Linked DNA regions of Mus musculus: regions 2 and 3 are each linked to region 1. A link is a loop called in an ENCODE intact Hi-C map of the cell type or tissue named here. Cell type or tissue: left cerebral cortex. All regions are shown on one strand.

The links. A loop is a pair of places that touch in the nucleus more often than their neighbours do. Peaks named below come from ENCODE experiments on the same cell type or tissue, not always from the same donor. Only the 100,000 strongest peaks of a DNase experiment are listed, where the experiment ranks them.
Region 2: it touches region 1 in a loop (3.0-fold over the local background); 3 of 42 quality-filtered maps call a loop at or near these places.
Region 3: a loop joins it to region 1, with 8 times the contacts of the local background. A loop is called at or near these places in 4 of 42 quality-filtered maps.

Annotation. Positions count from the first base shown.
Region 1 is chr5:52,385,653-52,393,652 of GRCm38, reverse strand. Ccdc149 (coiled-coil domain containing 149) reads left to right here. Exons shown (of 13, transcript NM_001379231.1): 10 at 906-982; 11 at 2,532-2,564. Among named protein-coding and RNA genes, the nearest start is that of Sod3, 26 kb to the right of the region's middle. In left cerebral cortex, no CTCF peak of the experiment used is centred here; DNase peaks (open chromatin) are centred at 3,054, 3,384, 5,036, 5,335 and 3 more places; H3K27ac peaks cover 4,290 bases.
Region 2 is chr5:52,258,984-52,266,983 of GRCm38, reverse strand. No RefSeq gene overlaps it. Among named protein-coding and RNA genes, the nearest start is that of C130083M11Rik, 47 kb to the right of the region's middle. In left cerebral cortex, no CTCF peak of the experiment used is centred here; a DNase peak (open chromatin) is centred at 3,637.
Region 3 is chr5:52,467,511-52,475,510 of GRCm38, reverse strand. It overlaps Ccdc149 (coiled-coil domain containing 149), which reads left to right and starts at 3,933. Exons shown (of 13, transcript NM_001379231.1): 1 at 3,933-4,160. The coding sequence starts at 4,113. In left cerebral cortex, no CTCF peak of the experiment used is centred here; DNase peaks (open chromatin) are centred at 3,363, 3,685, 3,987, 4,415 and 2 more places; H3K4me3 peaks cover 1,891 bases; H3K27ac peaks cover 2,152 bases.

The sequences.
Region 1 (8,000 bases):
AAAGCCTGCCTTCCACGCACACAGTCTGATCTTTTCCAGTGTGTGTTTCAGAACTTAGATATCTCAGCGAGTCAGAATGCTGTATAAAGGTCAGAGGAAGTCTTGCCAGAGTCAGTTCTCTCCTTCCACCACGTGGGTGCTGAGAATCGAACTTGGGTTGCTGAGCTTGCCATCAAATGCCTTTACCTGCAGAACTATGACACAGTCCCACTGGGAGAAAATGAAAAGCATGTGTGATGACGTGCACTGTACAAAATTCCCAAATAATTAGTTATGTTAGGGGGGGAAGAAAACGCTTGTGAAATTCTTATTCTTTACCTTTTCCATAGATGATTACAGATTATGAAGAAAGAAAAAGCACATGTTTAAGTACACATACTTATCGGTCACCTACACTGTGCCAGGCATTGTTCTTGATATCCAGGGCATGCACATCAGTAAGACCTAGTGTGGGGCTGTGAACGCTGATCTTATTATTTCATTGCCTCAGAAGAAACATTTCCAAGTGTGTCTATCTATATCTTACCTATTGGTTCCAAAAATCAAACATGCTCTCAAAGACGATCTGATGCTCCTAAGGGCATTCAGAATCAATTGGCATCTTTAGCAGTGAGCAGTTCTCGAATGGAAATTCCTTATGATGTTTTGGGCAGTGGTGGAAAAATTGTTTAACCTCCAGGGAATTGCCTTGCAGAACAGAACGCAACTGAATAATGTGTGCGTGCGTGCTTTGTGGTACTTTCTATTTCCACATGGACTTCCCATGAAGTGTGTGTTGTGTGCACATGTGTACCTGCGTGCCCTTTTTAGATCCTAAGTCTATTGACTTTCCTATTACCCACCACCTTGGTGCAAGCACTGACAAGTGACGTCATCTCCTCTTATTATTTTCGTACCTTTTCTAGGATCCTAGGGAATCGAGTGGCAGAGCTGGAGAAGAAACTAAGAACTCTGGAAGTTTCTGGCTTGTGGAGTCTTCCAGGTAAGCAGAAACTTCTGAGCAGTGGCTTTCGTCTAGTTTAGGATTTTGTTCACCTTTTAAAAGAACTTTCTTGTATAACTTGCCAAGAAAATTCTGCCTGTTTGAGGCCCTTTGAATTGGAGGCTGCTGAGAAACAGCTCATAAGTGTTTCCAAGTGAGAAACCTATCCCATGGCAAGACCAAGAAAGGAACAAAGTCAGAAATATACCATGTATTTTCAAATTCTCATCAGTGGGGCACTGAAGTTCAGGTAGCCTAATGTCTCAAACTGTTAGTGTGTGTGTGTGTGTGTGTGTGTGTGTGTGTGTGTGTGTGTGTGTGTGTATGTGTGTGTGTGTGTGTGTGTGTGTGTGTGTCTTTGTGTCTCTGTGTGTTAACCTTTGGAATGCCCGTGAGTTGTTTCATTTCTTATCAGTAGTCATCTTATAAAGATTTGTTCCATGTAACCTTCCCTCCTAAAACGAATGGGAGAATATACAAAGATTTGTTCAATTTAATCACCGACCCTAAAAACGAATATAAGATCTTACAAAGATTTGTGCAATTTAATCATCAGTCCTAAAGTGGAATGTAAAACCGCACAAAGATTTGTTCAGTTTAATCACCAGTACTAAAAATGAAGAGCCAACCGTTCCTCCAATCCAGATGCACTTCACAACGACCTTCCCCTGCCTAGCCCCTCCCAACAGTTTTATGGAGCTTGAAAACAAAAATTTCTTGAGGAGATTTTTCTCCCCACATTTGTCCAATGTGTGAGGAGCCGTAGTGCTTCTCTCTAATGAGCTATACTTATCCCGCTTATCCCAGTAAAATACCCCTCTCAGGAGACCCCGTCAGTTCTTCACTTTCCTCTTTACGCTGTTTGGAAACTTATATTTATCATTTTCTGCCGCCTCCTGGTTCCCTGGAAGGAACATTGTCCGGGTATTTTTAGTGTCTTACCCTTTCAGCGCAAAGCGGTCTCCTCTCCGCGCGGCTCCCGTGGGCTGCGTTCCTGTACGAGGGATGAGAAATGAAAATTGCCACAGGAGAGGAGGTGGACAACATGACGTTTTCCTCAGTGGAAATCTGAATAGCTGCCTTAGGTTGCCTGCAAGTGTGTTTCATAAATTGGAATTTTTTGCAGCGATTTCTTGAACTGGATGTCAAAAGACCTCACAGAACTAATTAGTGGCGAGTGCCGTCCTGGGGGTTTGAATGGTCCACTTTGCACCAGGCGCTTTTGATGATGTTCAAACTGCATCTTCTGTAAAGGCCTTTCTTTTACTGCATTGAATTTCAACACAGACAGACAAATTTGTCATTTATTTGTGCAGTCAAATTGCTGTTTTTGTACATGTACCAAAGCTTTGATTTTTTTTCTCCCCTCTCAAAAATGACTTGGTGAATTTTCTTACTGTTTCGTTTGTGTGGTTTATGTAAAAAGATGGATGTTGAATGCGTGAATCAATGCTGGGAATTTCCTGTGTCTGGTGTTTGTTTGTTCAGGTGGGATTTCAATGGCTGTTCTACAATAATGAGTCTTTTCCCCTTCCTTTTGCTGCCGAAGGCCTGAGCTACAATGTTTCAGTCGGATTCGGGAGTATGTTCATTTTGAAATATTCAGGGTTTCTTGTAGCTAATATGGGGTTGCATGCTGTCCTCCATGTGTATAAATGGTAGAAGGTAGAAATTTGTTATCCACCTTTTAGTGAATATTCTAGGTAGAATAACTTATTGAAATAGGGGATTCAATTAGTGCAAAGCAACCATTAGTGAGTACAGTTAGCTTGAAGGACCAGCCTCAGCAGGTTTTAGGCTGTAGGCATAGGGGTTCCAGTCTCTGGCTACCACACAGATATAAAGGGGGCACAGAAAAGGAAGAGGGAGGGGGAGGGAGAGGTACTTTCCCCCCTTGGATACAGCCTCACTTTGGAGCACACATGAAGGATGTGTGGAGATAGCCTTGTGTTAGGGAGTCTGCAGTCCTGGAGAGTAAGGACAGGGAGTGGGGTATTTCTTCCTGTGTGAATCACATTTTGGCTGCCTGACTCCTGCTTTTGTGTGTCTCCATACTGGAGGGCAGAGCGAAAAGCAACGTGTTCTCTCCTCCCCACACCTCCTCTGCCTCCCCCGTCTCTTCGTTCTCATCGACTCCCCAAGCAGCAGCTGAATCACAGTCGAAGTTTCTGAGTCCCAGGAGTTTGGGAGAACTGTCTTATTTACAAGCATCTCAAAGGGAAGTGTCCTCTCCAGAAAGTCAACCCATCCATGGACTGGTCCATCCATGGGCTGGCATCCAGATTGAGCTTCAGCTCTGTGAATACAGTGCCATGCCAGGCAACCTGGCCCCTGTTCCCCTCAAATCTCTAGTCTATCCACGGAAGCAAAATGAATCTCCATCAGGCAGTGATGAGGAAAACAGAAAGGATTCCACGCTTAGTGTTGGCTGAGTGCTCAAGAGAGAAAGACTAGTGAGATGATGTGAAGAGTCATCTGATGCCCCTCTGTGAAGAGCAGTTAAAAGCAAGAAGATTCAGGGTGACAAATACTTGGTGTGCATTAGGTACAATCATTCTCACACCCATGACAGACATTGCTAATTGTTTTAGTTAGGGCTTTACTGCTGTGAACAGATACCATGACCGAGGCAAATCTTAACAAGGACATTTAATTCGGGCTGGCTTACAGGTTTGGAGGTTCAGTCCATTATCATCAAGGTGGGAACATGACAACATCCAGGCAAGCACGGCACAGGAGGAACTGAGAGCCCAACATCTTGTTCCGAAGGCAAGCAGGAGAAGACTGCTTTCAGGCAGCTAGGATGAGGGTCTTAAAGCCCACACTCACAGGGACACATTTTTTTCTAACAAGACCACACCTACCCCAACAAGGCCACACCTCCAAATAGTGCCGCTTCCTGGGTCAAGCATATGCAAACCACCACAATAATCTATCACAGCATTGTCCCCGGCTGATGCGGCATCAGTCTTCCATATTGGCCAGCTTCTAGTCAGAGCTGATGTGGAAGAACACTTTCATTTTCCCTAATCTAATCTGATATGCTTATTTTAGCACAGGAAACAGGGAGGGAGTTAGATGACGCATAAGGTCATACATTTTAAGTTTCACAAGCTATCTTCTATGGGTGCCGGATGACTGAAGTTCTGAGCCAAGATACACAGGCAAATGATATACGTGGAGACTGGATGCCAGACCAGAGAGGAGGGGTCCTGAGGGTGGAAAAACCTCTTCCACACTGTAGTGGGCTGTCTAAGAGTCTGCAGGGCAGAAGGCTTCTTGTGTCTCTGCTTCCTGCCCCCCCCCCCTCACTTCTGACCAACACCATCAAGTTTTGTTTTGTTTTGTTTTATGAGAGAGCCTCATGGATCCCAGTCTAGCTTTGAACTTGCTACGGTAGCTATGGATAGGCTTGAACTTCTGATCCTCATCCACCGACCTCAGAAGTGTTAACCTCATAGGCATCCACTATCTATCACTCCCTGTCCATCAGTGCTGTGAACTGAACCCAGGGACACAGGCTTGCTAGACAAGCCCGCTACCAATACGTTACATTCCCCAGCCTCTTCACAGAGTTCTTGATGGTGTTTGCTAGACTTGGGGGTCACTTGGTGATCTTGCTCTTGAGTAAACATTTTTGACAAATGGTACAGGCTGGAGCAAGAAGTCGTCTAGATAGCTGAGACTATTCCAAGCTGGTTTGCCTTCCTAGTGACAAAGCTAGGGGGTCTTCTATAAGGAAGACAGATGTTAGGAGTTGCGGGCCGTGCTCCCTAGCCAGGGTCGATCCCTTTGCTCCCACCTCCTGGGATCCTTCCCTCAGATATTCTCAAATCGAGATCGGTAGCTGTGAGGAGTGTTGTCCCAGGTATGTTCACATTCAACAGCACTGGGACCTGGGAGACGGCTCTTGGGTAAACATTGCTGCATAAGCATGAGACTTGAGTGTGCAGCTCCAGAATCCATACAAAGCTAGCATGTTAGCATAATTCTGAAATCACAGTGCATCTGTGGCCAAAGCCACCCAGTCTCAAAACAAGGTGGGAGGCAAGGACCAACATCTAAGATTGTCTTCTAACTCCCATGTATGGGCTAGGACACATTCCCTCCCCCTCCCACTCCCCCGTCCTTCTCCTCTCTCTTTGACACATTCTCCCCATGCCCCAACACACACACACACACACACACACACACACACACACACACACACACACACTGGGTGGAGGGCACAGAAACAATCCACAGAAATACCAAAAGCCAGGGAACAATCTGGCTAGAGGCGATAGTCTGGCTTTTTGGGATTTCCATTTTCATTCTCTCTTTCTCTCCAGGCATCAGGCTGAGGAGGAAAATGTGGGGGTTGAAAGTACTTGGTTCATTTTTAGAGGCAGGGACGAGAGCTTTGGTGCCATATGGAGTCAGCAGAGCTCGCAGCCACTCAAACCCCAGCTCAGTGAGAAGCCCCAGTACCCTTTCCTTTAAGTGGGAAAAGCAGATGAGAGCTTACACGGCCGGGTTATCCAATGAGAGCACAGTTCAGTGGCCACAGCTGCCTCCACACCTTCGGAGAGAGAGTGGAACCGAGAGCCTCCTAAGAAAGGCTTTGGGTTTTTCCAACATGGCAAGAGTGACCAGATCCAGGCATGGTGCTGATGTGGGGGTGCCATCTCCAGGCACAAGTCTGGGGGGGGGGGCTTGTCTTCTCATCCCACTGTGGCTGCCGTAGACAGAGGCTGGTTTGTTTGTCTTCCCTACATGCCCTCTGCTCAAGTTTTCGCTGAAGTGTCCCGTGCTTGTGAGGAGTCACTCACAAACTGGCTTCCTAGGATGGAAGATATCCTGGGATTTGTGGGGTCAAGCAGACATTCTACCCTAAAGAATTCCCACGAGAGGAGCCCCCAGGCTATCCTGACCCCTGCCAGTTCCCACTCCTGTCTCTGCTTCTGATTCTTTGGCCGCCAGGGCAGAAGAGGGTTGAACACTCTTTTGGTACAGAGAGGATGGAGCCTCCCTAGGAGGCTGGCAAGCTGTCATAGTCAGATGGCCATGAAGTACCGTCCTGACCTTGACTTGTGGACATACTGCGTTGCTGTGATGGAGAATCTGCCATGAGGCACCTGTTGCCTGTTATGGTCCCTACAGTCAGTCACCAAGAACCCATGAAGGCATTTCTAGATGGTGTCTTTGTGCTCTAAGAGTGAATGCCATTCTGGGGACTTCCCATGTCACCCTGAACCGTAAATCTATAGTGCGCTTTGGGAAACCTTTCCAGATGGTAGCTCTGAAGTTTCTAGATTTATTCCATCAAAGATAGTGGAAGTGCCTGTCAGAACTTCAGGGTCAGCTCCAAGTATCTTCTCCTCAGAACCCAAAGGCTGTTGCCATTTGCCCAAGACAGCAGCAAGCACCAAGCATGCCAGATGCTAGGACCCATTAGATACTTCAGTCAGCGACATAGACATTATCAGGCATTTAGTAAGTGCCTACTGTGTGGAGAACTCTCTAACTTAAGTTTCTAAAAAGCAGGAGGAACCAAGGAACACAGGGAGGAAATGGACTTGGTTTCTGATTTTCCAAAGGAGGTGTAGACATCTTTTTTTACCCTAGTGGCCTTCTGGGCTCTGATGAATGGGAAAACAAAATCATAGAGCTCCTGGAAAAATTTTACTCTAAGCCAGACTGGAGCCCAAGCTGGAGCTCTTATTTTGGGCCCATTGGTTTCCACCCAGAAAATCCTATAGCCTTCCAAGCCAACAGTTGGCAATATACCATGCCTATGGGCTCTCCTGACCTTGTAGGTGGCATTGCTGTTTGTCCATGCATTTGGTGCCAATGTGTCTGTTTGTCATTCCCATCTTCAAAGCTGTTCTTCCCTGCTGCCCATCTGTGTGGCCTGCTCTGCCCTCCGTAAAAGAAGAACAGTGCATTTCCCCCTGCTCTCTGGTTCCCTCACAACCTTCTCCACCCTCCTTGGGGCGTTCACACCAACAGGCAGCAAGGTTATGCTGAGTGTATGTTCCTAGTGGGAATACAGCTGGGATAAGGTAGAGGACTTGATTCCTACCTGCCTTGTGACAGAGATGCCTAGTTGACATGACCAGATGCAATCAGGACAGTATCAGGTGTGTGGGAGTCCTTGCCGATGATGTCAGCGGAGGGGGGAGGGGTGATATTTTCGGAATGATTGCTTAAACCTCAAGATCTTCTCCTGGCCAGTTCATTTTGTCTTCACAACCACCCATAATGAGAAAGCTGAGGCTTAGAGAGGGAAATTGACACTCTTGCTGTCATCCAGTTAGCAGATGACTCTGTCCAGACCACAGCTAATGTCCCTCCCCAGCTCCCTGCTGCTGCTACTGCTGCTGCTACTGCTGCTGCTGGCCCACCCAGATGCTCAGTTCCTCTCAGCCAGACAACCTGCCCTTTATTGGAGGCACCCGTGGGCAGCTGCTCCTGAGGTGGTGAAATGAGTCAAGGGGAATGTGCATGGATATAGCCCTGCTCCATCCTCACACTACTGACCTGCTGACTACATTACTCGTACTGACCACAGCTGAAGGGATTTCCCAACCAAATAGCTAGCTCATTGTATGGGAGTGTCTTAGTTTCATTTCTTTTTTTTAATTGGGTATTTATTTCTTTTACATTTCCAATGCTATCCCAAAAGTCCCCCACATGCTCCCCCACCCACTCTCCCACCCACCTACTCCCACTTCTTGGCCCTGGCATTCCCCTGTACTAAGGCATATAAAGTTTGCACGACCAATGGGCCTCTCTTTCCACTGATGGCCGACTAGGCCATCTTCTGATTCATATGCAGCTAGAGACACGAGCTCCGGGGGGGGGGGGGGAGGTGGTATTGGTTAATACATATTGTTGTTCCACCTATAGGATTGCAGATCCCTTCAGCTCCTTGGGTACTTTCTCTAGCTCCTCCATTGGGGGCCCTGTGATCCATCCAATAGCTGACTGTGAGCATCCACTTCTGTGTTTGCCAGGCCCTGGCATAGTCTCATAA
Region 2 (8,000 bases), 130 kb after region 1:
ATACAGTTAAATAAAAATTAGTAAATCTTAAAAAAAAAAAACCCCTACATTCTGCTTTAAAGTCACTAGTCCATACTCTTAACATCCACAAAAGAAGATGACAATGATGCCCCACGTGCCTCGGGTTACAACTCAGTGGTGCAAAGTACATGCAAAGTACTCTAGTGCTTAGTTAGCCGTGCAGTGTGCATGAGGCCCTGTGTTCTATCTCTGGCACTATAAAAAATAAAATAAAAGAAATGTCTGTATAGATAGTTCAGTCAGTAAAATGCTTGCCTTGCAAGCCTGAGACTCTAAGTTGTATCTCCAGGAGCATTTAAAAAGCTGGCCATGGTGAGGCATCCTTATAATTCCATCACAGGAGAAGTAGATAACCCAGCTCCTGGGGAGCCAAACTAACCTAGTTAGAGAGCCCATGAAGAGACCCTCCCCCAACAAGATGAATGACATTTGAGGAAGGACACCTAGAGTTGAGCTGACACTCAGATGTGTGTGTACACGAGCGCACACACGCACACACACACACACAATTTAAAATAAAAAGATGGACTGAGAGTGACATGTGCTTTTAATCACAAGACTCGGGAGGCAAAAGCAGGCGGATCTTTGTAAGGCTGGGGCCAAGTGAGTCTACATAGTAAGACTACATAGTATACTACATACGATGAGATCCTGTTTCTAAATAATGTGTTTGCTTTGCTGACCTCACTGGTGTGCTGACAGACCCAGGGGCGAACACTTAAAAAGGCATTTTATAACTGCAGGGCCCTTATATTCCTCTTCCCCTACCCTTAGTTGAACAATATTTCCTGGACTCTGTGACTAGCTCCTTCCAGGATTTTCTTATTGAAACTCCTCGAAACCCCAAGCTTTATCCACTTTCCGCATGAAGATGGCCAAGCCTTGACGGGCTCAAGAACAAGTCGAGAACACACAACTGATCATCAACAGATCTGGGAGCGAAACCCAAGTCTGATTCCAAAGCCTCGGTTCCTTCCCCTCTTTTCTTGCCCTTCCTCCTTATGCCCTGACTCTTCCTCTGCCTCTCCCCTCACCATCCCCCCTGCAGAAGTGAGGAGGTGGTTCCAAAACACTAACAGCCAAATCACCTGTCCTTTCATGAACTCAGAATTGTGACTTGGCTCTAGTGTGGGGTTTCTGACATCTCAGAAGGAGGGCAGAGCCTTTTCTTGGTCTAGGGAGAACTTGGATTGTTAAGCTCAAATCCACCAATGTAATTACATTTACTTGTTCACAATTGCCTTGGGCATGGGCATTGAATTTGGGGCCAATGTGGCCACTTATGAAGCCTTTTGAGAAGGTGTGATTAGAAACTTATTTTTACATCTAAACACTTGGATGAGACATTGGCGTGTAAAGATAAAATCCCTGGAGCTGTGGCAGCTATCCTGTTTCAATAGGGAGAAATGATCTGACACAAAGTAAAGAAATGAAGGCAGGTGAGGATATGGAAAACAGTAGTAACCCAGGATAGCACTTGGCTTAAACTACACACACCCTATTTAACAATGCATTTAACAGCCTGGAAATTGAACATGCACCAGCATGGAGATGCATGTACACCCCACTCCAAATGACTACAGTAAGTTAGGTCCTCCCTAACCATCCTTTAGTGACTTCCTGTGTTCACTCAAATAGGTCTCGGAATATATCTGAGGACTAGAGGAAGGGGGCCCATCCAGGCTCACCTGTGTCTTAGTGCAAGCCCAATGAGACAAACTGTCATCAGAGTGAATTGCATGTGACTGGAACCAGATACATCCTGAGAAAGGACGTGCACAAGGAAGAAAAGCTTGTCGACTCAACCCTGTCAATCAAAACAGAAAACTGTCCCTGTCCAGCATCTAGTAACTGACTCTGACTCCTACTGGGTGCAACACAAAGGACTCTCCAAAGAGTAGCACTAACTCAAGTAGCCCACTGCCTCCTTGCTGTGTGTCTGACCTATACTTTTGCGTTAGAATAAAATTTCTTGCTATTTTGCTATTTGTGTGTGCTTCTTCGATTCCTTTTACCCCCATTCAAAATTTCATTTTATTTTCTTCTTCTGTCTCTATGAAGGCAGCACCTTCCGTGGGCTCTGGTGGAGGATGTGAGGTAGCAGTCAGCAGGTCTAAATCAATGTTAGGGTATTCTCTTCCTAGCTCATGAGATCAATTTCTGGCTACCTTGCTATGAATGGCTCAGCTCAGTTGGTTGGAACAAGAGTCACCAGTAAAACAAACCTCTGGGGGTGTCTATGAGGGAGTTTCTAGGTTAGGTTAATTGAAGTAAGAAGATCCACTTAAATGTGGGTTGGCACCATTCCAAGGGCAAGTGTCCTGGTTTGCAAAAACAAAACAAGACAAAAATGGAGAAAGCAAGAGCTGAGCACAATCTGTTTCTCTGCTTCTCAGATGTAGATGCAATGCAATCGTCTGCATCCTACAGCTGCTGCTGTGCCTTTCTGGCCATGATGGACTGTATCCACTGAGACTGTAAGCCAAATAAACCTTTCCATCCATAAGGTGCTCTGTGTCAGACATTTGATCACAGCCATGAGACAAGTAACTAACACAGCCCATTTGAGGATCATATGACAAGCTACCCTGAGTGTCCTTTCCACCTGCCATAGGCATCCAAAGTAGCTGACACACCCAAACACCAGTCCAGTGCAGCGAGTCCATGACTTGATGCAGAACGTTCAACTAGAGAACGAGAATGAGTCCCTTTGCTTGCCTTGTGGGAACCAAATATTCCTGAATATTATTAGGGCATCCAAGTTCCTATCCATTGTTTCCCAGAGAAGGACCTGAGGCTTCAGCAGGGAAACTGTCCAAACTCTTGTACATGTTAATAACAGAGATGCTATGCATCTGAGGACTTCTGCCCCATCAGAGCTGCCAGTCAGATAAGTTGCCTGAAGAAAGTCAGGGGTTGGGGCTCACATTTTTAATCCCAGCCCTCAACAGACAGATGGAGGCAAGCAAATCACTGTGAATGACCAGGTCAACCTGGTCTACTTATCAAGTGCCAAGTCAGCCTGAAACCCCATCTCAAACAAACAAACAAACAAACAAACAACAAACAATACCTAAAAATAATTAAGTAGGTTTAAAGCAGCCTACAGAAGTAAACTAAGCATTTGTCACATTGCTTGTATAAAGGACACCATCATTATTTGGATATAGCTCTTATAACAGCAGCAAACTGAACCAGGAGTGGAGATGGAGGTGCCTGTGTGAACTTGTGCGTGCGTGTGCGTGCGCGCGCGTGTGTGTGTGTGTGTGTGTGTGTGTGTGTGTGTGTGTGTGTGTGTGCGCGCTCTCGAGCACACACACTTGTGCTCGTGCAAAGTGAAGCAGCCATCTGTATGGGAGGGGTGGGGGGGTGGGGGGTGGGGGGGCAGCGTGTGCTGCCAGCACCAGGCTTACTGGTCACAGCAGCTGCGCTTCCCAGAACTCCCCTCCTGTCCTGCCACTGATGAATTGCACTGATCTGCAAAACAGACAAGCCTGCAATTGCCTGCGTGCATTTAGTCTTCTCAAATTAAGCCAGCTTCGCTTCGAGCACAGCATATGGAATTTTCTGGGGTGTTTATAAACACGGATACACTCAAACCCTCGTCCACTCTGCTTAAACCGTACCAGAAATAGCATGAAGAGCAAAGCCATCTGGATGGAAGGGATGATCTGCCTCCAGGGCCGCACGCTCTCAGAGGTGGGAACGATGTCTGTAAGTAGCTGTGGCTAAGGCAGAGACTGTGCTCTGGGGGACAGTGGCTATATTCCCACACGAATGTGTTAGGTTTGGTTCATTTTGTGTTTCTGAAGGGAAGAAAACTTTAGAATTGAGAAACTTGGGACCCAGCAATACTGCTCCTGGGCATATTCTCAGAAGATGCTCCTACATGTAATAAGGACACATGCTCCACTATGTTCATAGCTGCCTTATTTATAATAGCCCGAAGATGGAAAGAACCCAGATGTCCTTCATCAGAGGAATGGATACAGAAAATGTGGTACATTTATACAGTGGAGTACTACTCAGCTATTAAAAACTAATTTATGAAATTCTTAGGCAAATGGATGGAACTAGAAAATATCATCCTGAGTGAGGTAACTCAATAACACACATGGTATTCACTTACTGATAAGTGGATATTAGCCCGGAAGCTTGGAATGCTCAAGATACAATTCACAGATCACATAATGCTTAAGAAGGAAGACCAATGTGTGGATACTTTGGTCCTCCTTAGAAGGGGGAACAAAATACCCATGAGAGGAGTTACAAAGACAAAGTGTGGGGCAGAGACTGAAGGAAAGGCTATCCAGAGACTGCCCCACCTGGAGACCCATCCCATATACAGTCACCAAACCCAGACAATATTGTGGATGTCAACAAGTGCTTGCTGACAGGAGCCTGATATAGCTGTCTCCTGAGAGGCTCTGCCAGTGCCTGACAAATACAGAGATGGATGCTCTCAGCCAACCATTGGACTGAGCACAGGGTCCCCAATGGAGGAACTAGAGAAAGGACCCAAGGAGCTGAAGGAGTTTGCAGCCCCATAGGAAGAACAAAAATATGAACCAACCAGTACCCGCAGAGCTCCCAGGGACGAAACCAACAACCAAAGAGTACACATGGAGGGACCCATGGCTCCATACACATACGTAGCTGAAGAGGGCATCAATGGGAGGAGAGGCCTTTGGTCTTGTGAAGGTTCTATGCCCCAGTGTAGGGGAATGCCAGGACCAGGAAGCGGAGTGGGTGGGTTGGTGAGCAGGGAAAGGATGGAGGGAATAGGGGTTTTCAGAGGGGAAATCAGGAAAGGGGATAATATTTGAAATGTAAATAAAGAAAATATTTAATAAAAAATAAAATATTTTATCTTTAAAAAAAAAGAATTGAGAAACTTGGGCCTGGAAAGAGGGCTCAGTGGTTAGAGCATGGGCTGCTCTTGGAGAGAATCTGGGTTCAGTTCCCAGCACCCCCATGGCAGCTCACAACCAGCTGTGGTGGTGGGCTATCAGGACTAAAGTTATGTTTTAGGTTTAAATAGCTGCACGTAAGAGATCTACAAAACAAAAATGCCTATAGTCTTTGCTTCACTTGCCCAGAACTCTTGCTAATGCCCTAGAATGCTGAAGGCTGCTCAGGTAAGATAACAAGCCACGTGTTGTCACTTCTATGAACAAGGCTGGTTGCTCCAACTGCACAGAACATGCTTGATCACACATGTGTGAGAGGTGTGCAGGCAAGAAGTACGTCAGAAGGTATGCTTGCCCCCAGCTGGACAAAAGCAGGAAGTACGTTGGTGTGTGGGGTTTAATGTAATTCCCAACATTCTCTAATGTAATCTCATGTAACCTAATGTAATTCACAACATAGACCTGGCCAGTGCCCATCATCCTGGCCAGTACTGAATAAAGCTTGCTTCAAAATCAGCTCAAAAATTGTACTAGTGGTCTTATTCTCACCCAGTGGGATTAACAGGATCTGATGACCTCTTCTGGATTCTGAGGACACTACACACATACACATGCTCATACACACACATACACATGGTCATACACACACACACACACACACACACACACACATACACACAGTCATATATACACACATACGCTCACACATACACATACATATGGCCATACATACACATATATACACTCATACATATACACATACATACACTCATACATATACACATACATACACATAGAATAGATAAGTCTCTTTTTTAATTAGCTCAGAGAACCCAGAGCAAAGTCCTGAAACTTTATAAAAAGAAGAAGAATTTACATGAAAATTCAGTTTCCCTGCACCTTTTGAAAATAAGTGGAACCGTGGCCTCACCATGTTCTTACCTGCTGTGGTGGCTGATGGCTCCAGCTCCTCCTTCTGTCTCGGGCACTTGAAAAGTGATTTTGCTAAGAAGTACCAACCAACCCATCACTTGGGATCACAAGATAAATAAACTCAGGATAAGCCCGGCGTCTCCCCCTGCATTTTACCTCTGTCTGTTTTACATGGGTCCCATGCTTGCCTCAAGGGGGTTCTACCTAAAAACTAGTCCCTGTCCTGTCCCCTCCAAGGCTGAAAGGACATAAACAAGAGCAATTGAGACATCTACTTCTAGTTTTTTACCATGTCCAATTGCACACACACACACACACACACACACACACACACACACTCACTCCCACAACTCCTGCCAACCTCCAAAAAGTCCCAGTTGCGCTAAATCTAGAGTTAACTTATGGTCCAAGATCAACAGAGCCTGGAAGGGCAGATCACCCTGAGATGAGGGTGATCACCCATGATGGCAAGACTGGGGAATAGAAGTTACCATCTTCCAAGAACAGCTTGTCCCCCTAAGTAGTGAGGACTTCTTCAGACCACTTTGCAGAATAAGAACTGAGACAATGGTGAACCCAACCAGGACTCCTTGCCTTTTGTCACGAATCTCCCTGTGTAGTCCTACAGCTAACAGCACCCTAACAATACTAGTGTGGGTCATTGGACCCTCTCTCTGGTCTTCCCAGTGTGTGCACTGACTCAGTGACTCTTTCATCTCTCTCAGACTTTCAACTTTACTCAGCTCTCTAACAGGCTATATGGGACATATAGCTGAGTCTAGCCTAGGCTGTCAGAACTAGCACCGTGGCTATAAAACTACCATTCCATCCCTACCCCTTACCCCTATCTATATCATGTTTTCTCCATGCTGTGCTTGGCCTTATATATAATTGTCCTGTCATCCTTATCTTGTCTTTAACAAACTATTCATTTTATAGAGGAAGAAACTAGGTCTATAAGCCCAAAATCAACTTGATCAAGGCCCGTGAGCAAGAGCTGGAGACCACATTTGTTTTGTGGACATAGTGAGAGCAGCCCCACAATACAAGGTTAGAGGGATAAGAACACAAGCTGTCCCCCACCCCAGGAATACCTTCATATTTCAAATAGGGCTTTAAACTTATTTCTCAATTGGTAGAATTGAGTAGCATGATGAATTAAATTAGGTGAACCCATGTTTTGTCAGCCTAGGAGACCACATGTGCCAAGGAGATCAGAAGGGGAGATCTGAGTCTTGGAGTTTGCTAGCTGTAGATCTCATTCAATGTTCTTCTATATCTCCAAACATTCACCATGTCCTGCCTTTCAAGACCTAGGCTCTAGGGAGACAAACATATTAAGGGTTGAGTTGCCAGCCCAGCAGAGGAAAACAAACTTGTAAGAACACGGTTTACAGTAAGTACCTTCCTCCCTCTCCTCTAGTTGGGTTTAGGCAGAGGGCAGCGCTGGGCTAAACAAGGCTTCAGGCCACTGGGCAGACATGGGTTCAAACACTGGAGCCGCTCCTGCTTGCCTGGAGACAGATGTTTCGCCCTTTTCGTTTACATGTTTGCCTAAAGTAACCGAACAACGACTCCAGCATGAAGAGGTGCTTACTGCCAAGCTTGATGACCTGAGTTCAACTTTTGGGAGCCACATGGTGGGAGAAGAGAATTGAGTTCCACAAACTGTCCTCTGACCTCCATAAGCATCGCACACACATGCACACACATGCACACACACACACACACACACACACACACACACATATAATTTAAAAACTTAATAATTTAACCTCTGCCACACAGGTTCTTATAAGGACCCCTTTTAAAAGCTCCTTACTCACAAAGAGCATTTAATAATTGGTCGCTCTTTTATAAGGTTTCCCAAACCCTGTTCCTCCATCTTTTCTTCTTCTGCCCTCTTTCATCTTTTTCCCCCCACCTTCTTCTCCTTCCTCCCACTCCCTCCTCCCTCCCTTTTACCCCCTTGCCACCGTCTCTCTCTGTTCATGACATTGATTGTTTTATATGTTGAGATTTCCAACATTTCCTCTGGCACCACAAGCAATTCCTCAGAGGAACGGGCAAGACTAACAGTGGGAAATGCTGGCACTTATTAAAATATGCCCGCGCTGCCTTGACTCGCAACTGATG
Region 3 (8,000 bases), 82 kb before region 1:
TTCTTCTTCTTCTTCTTCTTCTTCTTCTTCTTCTTCTTTTTTTTCCTCCCCAATCTCACAGAAACTTTTTTGGTTTAGTTTTATTTTCGTTAGTATGTATTGGTTTAATTTCTTAGGTTGAACTACTCTGGAGTTTCCTATCTAAAGCCCTCTTAGACTTTGAAAAGTGAGAAGCGTCACTCAAAGGCATCCAGGTAATCCAGTCACTTCAGGTGTGGAGAAATAAAACAGTTAAATTGGTTTTGGGACTATGAGTACATATGAAGAGACTGGGTCACCAGAGATGATTTTTTTTTTTTTAAAAAGAAAGCAAAGGGGAACCGGGCGTGGTGGCGCATGCCTTTAATCCTAACACTCAGGAGGCAGAGGCAGGAGAATTTCTGAGTTCGAGGCTAGCCTGGTCTACAAAGTGAGTTCCAGGACAGCCAGAGCTATACAGAGAAACCCTGTCTCGAAAAAAAAAAAAAAAAAAAAAAAAAAAAAAGCAAAAGGGATATAAAAACAGAAGCTAAAGCAGGCTTTTCTGTATTTTGTGCCAGGATGGCAAGTTGAACAGAAAGAGGGTCACTGTCCTTAAACTGGCCGTGTGTACATGGGCACCGGGTAGGACATTTAATAGATTGCTTTTGTCTGAGGTGAAGGCAGTTGGTAAGCAGTTTTATTTTATTTTATTTTTCTTTGAAAATGGTTAACCACAATATAATTAGCTTTGTTTACACCAGCCAGGGCTGCCGTTGATGAGGTGTCTAGAGGCCTTCTGGTATAGGTGCCTAAAAGCTTAAACTGGATCTAATTATTATTATTACTCAATGTCAGGCTACATAAATGGAAAGAGATAAAAAAGAATGGCTTGCAGCTCCACTGACTTGCTCCGTGATTCTATCACATCTTCCCGGCAGAGCCGGCACATGAAATCTCCAGTAAACCCCAGCAGCTCAGGATGCTGTGTCAACTTCCCTGGAAGGTCCCTCAGCCTGCTGGGGAGCGGGTAGGGTAGAGGCCTGATGCACTTGGATTCCCTGCACATTTTATTTTTATTTTTTCCCCTTTGAACTACTTTGATCGTTGTCTGTTATTTTCTGGGAAAAGAAAGCAAATCACAGAGAGTTGTCTTAAAGGTCCACGGCTTCCAAATGAAGCCTCCTCCACTCTTAGCACTTCATTGATTTCCCCAGCTTGCTGCCTAAAATATCAGCGATGGCTTCATGCATGCAGCAACGGCGGCAGCTGAGCTTAAAGAGTCAGCTAACCCAGGTCTCCAGAAGAGGCTTTCCCACCTGAAGGCCAGCAGAGAGCAAGGCAGATGGCCCAGATCTGCCCACTCTCCCTACCGTCTATTTCATCGACAGGTCAGAATGGAAGCAGATGGTTTGCCAGAGGGCAGTATATGGGCAGACAGTACCTTGCTTTTTAGGTAAGAGACAGGCTGTTAGGAGTAAACGCTTGGCATTGAGTTAATTAACCCTAGAGGTTCTATTGCAGGATGACCTCTTTCCAGCTTCTTGGATTGCAAAGACAATGACCTCGGTGGACTTGAATGGCAAGAAGGCCAGAAGATTTAGTAGCTTACTAGTTTGTCCTTCCAGCCCCTCCCCCAATTCTTTAGGGCATTAGTTTGAACATCAGCAGGACTGGGATTGTGGGCTGCAGTGTTCGTCCCCTTTTCTAGGATGAGTTCAGGAGGCACAAAGCCCCCTCCCAAACCCCACAGGTAGGCTGGCTTCTTCTCCATAGTCCGTTCCCAGTCAGTCAGTCTATTCTAGAAGCTTTTGTGGATGAGGTCTGTCTTAGTTAGGGTTTCCATTGCTGTGAAGAGACACTACGGCCACGGCAATGCTTGTAAAAACATTCGATTGGGGCTGGCTTACAGCTCAGAGGTTTAGTTCAGTTCCATTATGGCGGTGAATCATGGCGGTGTGCAGGCAGACTGTGGTGCAGGAGAAGGAGCTGCGACACACCCCCTCCAACAAGGCCACACCCCCTAATATTGTCATTCCTTGGTGACTAAGCATTCAAACCAATGAGTCTGTGGGGAGCATTCCTATTCAAACCACCATAAGAAGCCACCAGGCTATGGTGTCAGGCCTGGATGCTCCTTTAAGGGCAGAGAAGAGAGTTCTTTATCAACAGTGTTACTACCGTGGATACCAGTTACTGCCGGAATACAGCAAACTAGCCCCAAACACAGAGCCTCAGCCACTGCTTATTTATTGGCTGAGTCTGTGGGGCATCAAATTGGGTAGTGATAGCTGGCAGCTGGACTTACTCGTGCACCATGTCAGATGGGACCTCACACATGTGGTGCGTGGTTGGTGTCCGTCTGTCTAGGGAGTCCAGTGACATCCATTAAGCCATTCCGGGACTGCTTTCATGGAGGTGCTCACAGGTCCCCATGAGTACTATGCAAAATTAAGCCCTGCCCCCAAAGACGCTTAATGACTTGATTATTATAATACATTTGTAAACGTTGCTTGGGCAAAGCAGATCAAATGATGAAGAGCCCAGGATGAGAGATAATGGAAAGATTTTGGAAACACAGAAGAGAAGGGAAGAACAGAGCTCGGCCTTTCCCATTCTCATCATGTAGCATGCTGGGGCCAAGGCCGCTTCTCCACTTTTCAGCACCCAGCTTCCATGTCACAGAACTGACCCGCTCTCAGCAGGAACTGACAATGTAAATCCATGGTGGCCGTGAGGTTTCTACAGCTGCCAAATGGACTTACCAACTTCTCAGGCCACCTACTCCTTTATACAAGCTGAGTTTCCCCAAGTATGGAAAGCTTTCTGTTGGCAACTATGTGGGGGCGGGGATCACATAGCATTCATCTGAGGTTCCCTCTGGAGGTCTCTAGTCTTCCTTTCCCATGAAAGTTTCATGGAATTATCTTTAGAAAGTTTTTTTTTTTGAAAATTTTATACAATATATTTTAAATATTCTTATATTCTTTCCTCTTCTTCAAGACCTCCTAGGCCCCTTCTCTTCACCCCCAACTTCTTATTTTTTCTCTCTCATAAAAACCAAAACAAACAAAAGCATTTAAAAAAATCCGTGACGTTCTATTGTGTTGGCTGACTAGGACTGAACACGGGGCCTGCCTTGCCGTGTGTTTGAAATATCACTCTGTTAAGAAAACGGATTTTCCCTCTCCCAGAAGCTATCAGTTGCAAGTCGCTTCTTGGTTAGGGGTGAGACTTTGCGGCCATGTCTCTTCTCATTTTTGTGTCTGACTTGGGCTTGTGTGTGTTTTGAGAGTCCATATGAGCCCTGTTGTGCTTGCAAACTGTTTCCTCGAAGTCACCCACCATCTCTGACATCTCTTTGCAGCCTTTCCACCTCCTCTTCTACACAGAGCCCTGAATAGCACAATCTTCAGCTGGCTCCTCTCTTAACTCATGCTAAATCCCACCACCAAGCTTTTTGGCCCTATTCAGAATTTAGAGTTTTATTTTCAAACTTTGTACTTGCGTTCTAGTACGACATCAGATACTTAAAAAGAAATGTTGGTCGCTTTAAAAATCAGTATAATGTATGTACAGTATGGTGAGCTTCATTCATACGCTCGACCAAAAGATGTAGAGCATCTACTGCGTGCCAAGGTTGCTCCAATGTGTACTCAGGGGAAAGAAGGGCCCTTCCTTGGTGGAGCTTCAGTTTCAATGGTAGAGGCCTGACCTGGCAGGGGATGGCTGGATGGAGGAGTTTGGCTTCTCGACCTGGGGATGACACCCACCTGTTCGCCAGCCTCCCTCCCTCACCACAGGCCTGGGAATGCTGGAGTCTGGGGTTATGTGATGGTTCACATGCAGAGTCCCTTCCTTCCCTAGGAGACACAGCTGGTGGCCTGGGGTCCCCGGGGTGCCGCGGCTGGCACCGGCCCCGAGCCACTGTAGGGCAGTGGTTGGGGCCCGGCTCCTCCTCCCCTTCCTCCGCGGAGGCTGACGTGGAGGCAGCGGCGCGGGCAGCCGCGGGAGGCGGCGGCGCGGAGGCTCGGAGGTTCCTGGCCCTCTCCGGGCTGCGCGGGGCCGGGGTGGCGGCGGCGGCGGCGGCGACAGGAGCAGGAGGAGGAGAAGGGAGGCGGTTGTGCAGCCCGCCCGCGCACGCAGGAGGGGACATGGACGGCGATCGGACCGAGAGCGACTGGCAGGGGCTGGTGAGCGAGGTGAGGCCGGGGCTCCGGATCGGCCTCCTGAGCCGCTGCAGCAGGTCCCCAAGCCCTGTGAGCCCGGGTAGCAGGTGGCCGCGGCAGGACCTGCAGGTGCACGGTCCACCCCTCACGTTCGGGCCTGCGGGGGAGCCGCGGTCGCCCGCACCATCTGGTGCCAGGCTTTGGGGAGGGGCCTTTCGCTCGCCAGCGTTTGGCCTAGGATTGGAGAGACTGAGAAGCCCTGGGATCCGGGAGGGGAAAGAGCCAAGCCCCACCTGCCTGCCTAGTCACCACTGTTATGGAGGCAAGCGATTGGATGATTCCCGATGCTGAAAAGGTGACGCCTGAGGGACCATCCGGGCCCTTGGGTAACAACTGGGCAGGTGCAATGACTTGGAGCAGCGGTTTAAGTGAAAGAGTTTGGCATCCTTGCAATGGTTGGTTCATGCGTTCACTTACTCCACTCTCTGAGCTCCTGTTTCCCGCACCTACTATGTGCTGTGAGGTAGTGAAACCATTCATTTCTCAAAGGAAAATGAGACAGGTACAGAGGTGATGTGACCTGTGGATATAGACAACTCCACGCCCTCCCCTGTGAATGGGCCAGAAGGAAGCTTTCAGACTCTTAGGCTGCCTTCTCTCTGATCCACCCAGTTGGTTGGCTCGGGTCAGGCAGCTAGCTTCTCCAGGTGAGAGGGATCCTGATGTCTTCCTTCCCCTAGCAAGCTACCAATTCACCTCCCTCACCTGTATGGACGGCTCCTCCATTATCTAGCCACTTAACACCCAGTGTGTGTAGAGCAATGAACTCCACCACTTAGAGCCACTTAGTTTAGTTCCTTCAAACATTGGTCTAGCACTGGAAGGGGTTATGTCTCGGCCCACGGCCCAGCTCTATCTTCTCTGTCAGGTTATCTTCTCTATCAGGCTTTGTGTCAAGGAATATATCCACTGGGAATCTCATCTCTGGGCCCATCCAGAATCATCTATAGCAGTAAAAGATGATGAAGGTGGGGGTGGGTTCTCCATGGAAGTCCAGGAGTGGGTGCTGACTTAGAAGGTACGGTATTCTTGTTCAGGTAGATCTGTGTTGAGAATGGTCATTCCAAATCAAGCACACTACCTGGCCATGGGGATGCACGCCTGTGGTCCCAGCTCTTGGTAGAGGTAGAGGCAGGAGGATCAGGAGTCCAACCAAAGCCATCCTCTGCTGCATAGCGGGTTCAAAGCTCTCCCTCCAAACAAATAAACAAATAAACAATAAACAATAAACAAGAAGTTACTTACACTCTTCTGCTCTTAGAATGCAGTGGTCCCCAACTCAGGAGACACTTCAGCACCTCCTGCCTTCAGAAAACACATGATGTTTACTAGTATAGTCTGGGAAGAAAGCCACTCAATAAACAATGAAAAACATCTTGAGAAAGGGACTATAATCAAAGCTAAATTGTACCAGGTGTCCCTTCAGGGTGCCGCCCAGTGCCAGGTGTTTATTTGGACTGACCACGTTGCATGGTAGTGAGATTCTAGCTAGACTGGTTTTTAATTGGCTCTCCAAAGCCTATAATTTGAGCTCCATCTACAGAAGGTAATCGATAAAAGTTGGCTAAGTAAGCCCATGGATCCTGAAATGGGTCTTTTAAAAGTTGTCTCACCCATCCCAAAGTCTTGTTGATGTTATAACATACAAGAACCATGCAATTGTGCTATAAAGATGTATAAAATTTTCATGCCTCAGGTTCATAATTTTGCATACATTCCTAGCTATCATGGGCTACATGCTACAAAATAATGGAATTCGTTGTTTCATAGATGTATATTAAAGAGTGTGAGCATGAGCAGAATTTGCTTTCTGCCTTAGGTACTAATGTCTGTCTCTTGTCTGTGCCCTTCATGTCAGTTTTTGTATGGAAAGCCATATTTTCCTTAGCAGTTGAACCTCATTCAACAACAATTTATATAGGAATCACCTCTCAAACAGGATGGGAATCAGGGCTCAGGCAGGCCAAGGAGCATGCTCTAAGCCTCACTGCTGTTAAGTGGAGGAAACAGGACTTGAACCCTGGTCTGCCTGGTCCTAGGACCTTGCTTGGCAGTATGAGGCAGTGCTTCATATGGCTTGTCAACATCTCTCATCAATTGGTAAGCCTTCCAAGGCAGGGGCCATATTTAATCCATCTTTGGATCTGAAGCAAATGGATCAGCTTCCTCAAAACAAGGCCTGAAGATCGGAGTCATTCTGGATGCTTATGAAAGGGCAGATTTTTGGGTCTTCAATTTATTTATAGTGAATGGAATTTTCCTTACCAAACACCCACAGATATGACTGAGGTTTAGCTCCTAGTAACTATTCCTATGTTTTCTTTGGAAGTGGGGGTCTTTGTTGACATTGTGAAGTTGAGGATCTTGCAATGAGATCATCTTACATTTAGGGCGGGCCCTTAATCTAATGTCTAGAGTCTTTTTTACAGAAAGGAGAGAGAGAGGCTCGAGAAGCCAAAACACGGTGTACTGGCTAGTTTTGTGTCAACTTGACACAGCTGCAGTTATCACAGAGAAAGGAGCTTCAGTTGAGGAAATGCCTCCACAAGATCCAACTGTAAGGCATTTTCTCAACTAGTGATCAAGGGGGGAAGGCCCCTTGTGAGTGGGACCATCTCTGGACTGGTAGTCTTGGTTCTATAAGAGAGCAGGCTGAGAAAACCAGGGAAAGCAAGCCAGTAAAGAACATCCCTCCATGGCCTCTGCATCAGCTCCTGCTTCCTGATCTGCTTGAGTTCCAATCCTGACTTCCTTTGGTGATAAACAAGCAGCATGGAAGTGTAAGCCGAATAAACCCTTTCCTCCCCGACTTGCTTCTTGGTCATGATGCTTGTGCAGGAATAGAAACCCTGACTAAGATACATGGGGAGAAGGCTATAGGAAGACAGACACACAGAGAAAAAGCTTATGAACACTACCAGAGATTAGAGTAGTGCCGCACAGGTCAAGGAGTGCCCACTGGCACACCGACTCTGGGCATCTGCTTTCCCTGACCAGGGGAATACGTTTTTATTCTTTTAAGTCCTACTTGGTGTTCATTTGCCACATCAGCCATGGGGAACAAATCCACCTGCTGTTGGAAAGCGATGAGATGTGTGTGCTGAGAGATTCGGCCCCTAGTCTGCCTTCCTTGAAATTCCAGCTGCCCAGGAAAGTACCTATCCACTTTTCTAGCTGGTGGGGCTCTCTGTGTGTGGACTGGTATCTGTCCAAGTTGAATGCAATGAACCATGGCTGGCAGCATTACCAAGAGATTTGGGCACATAGAGGAAGCAACTTGGACCAGAGCCAAATGAGCTTTGCAAAGGAATACCACCTCTTTCTGCAGAAAGTCTGGATTTCAGTCCCACCTGGGTCTCTACACCATTTCCCTTCCTGCCTGGAGCCCTGGCTGTCTTTCAGTTGGTTTCCTCTACTGGTTCAGACATGGTTTTCGTTTAAAAGAGCCTACAGAGATCAGGCCATTTCTCCATTTTTAGGGTAACCAGTGGTGACAGCCCTGCTGTAAATGCTCTGAGTGTGAAAGAGTCATGCTCAAAGCTGAACATTCAATGCCCGGGGAGGTGCAAATGGCCTCTCGTTGGCACACGTGGTGATCGATCAACCTTAGAGAAACCACAAAAACAGCCACACACATAATCCGTGACTTGTATTAATTACTTTTCTGTCTCTGTGGCCAATTAACTCCACAAAGATAACTTACGGAGGAAGGGTTTATTCTGGTGTATGCATTCAGATGGTTCAGTCCATCAGGTCAGGGAAGATGTGGTGAAACAGAGCAGCAAGTTCAGTTCCCTCGCTGGCTTTCTCCCC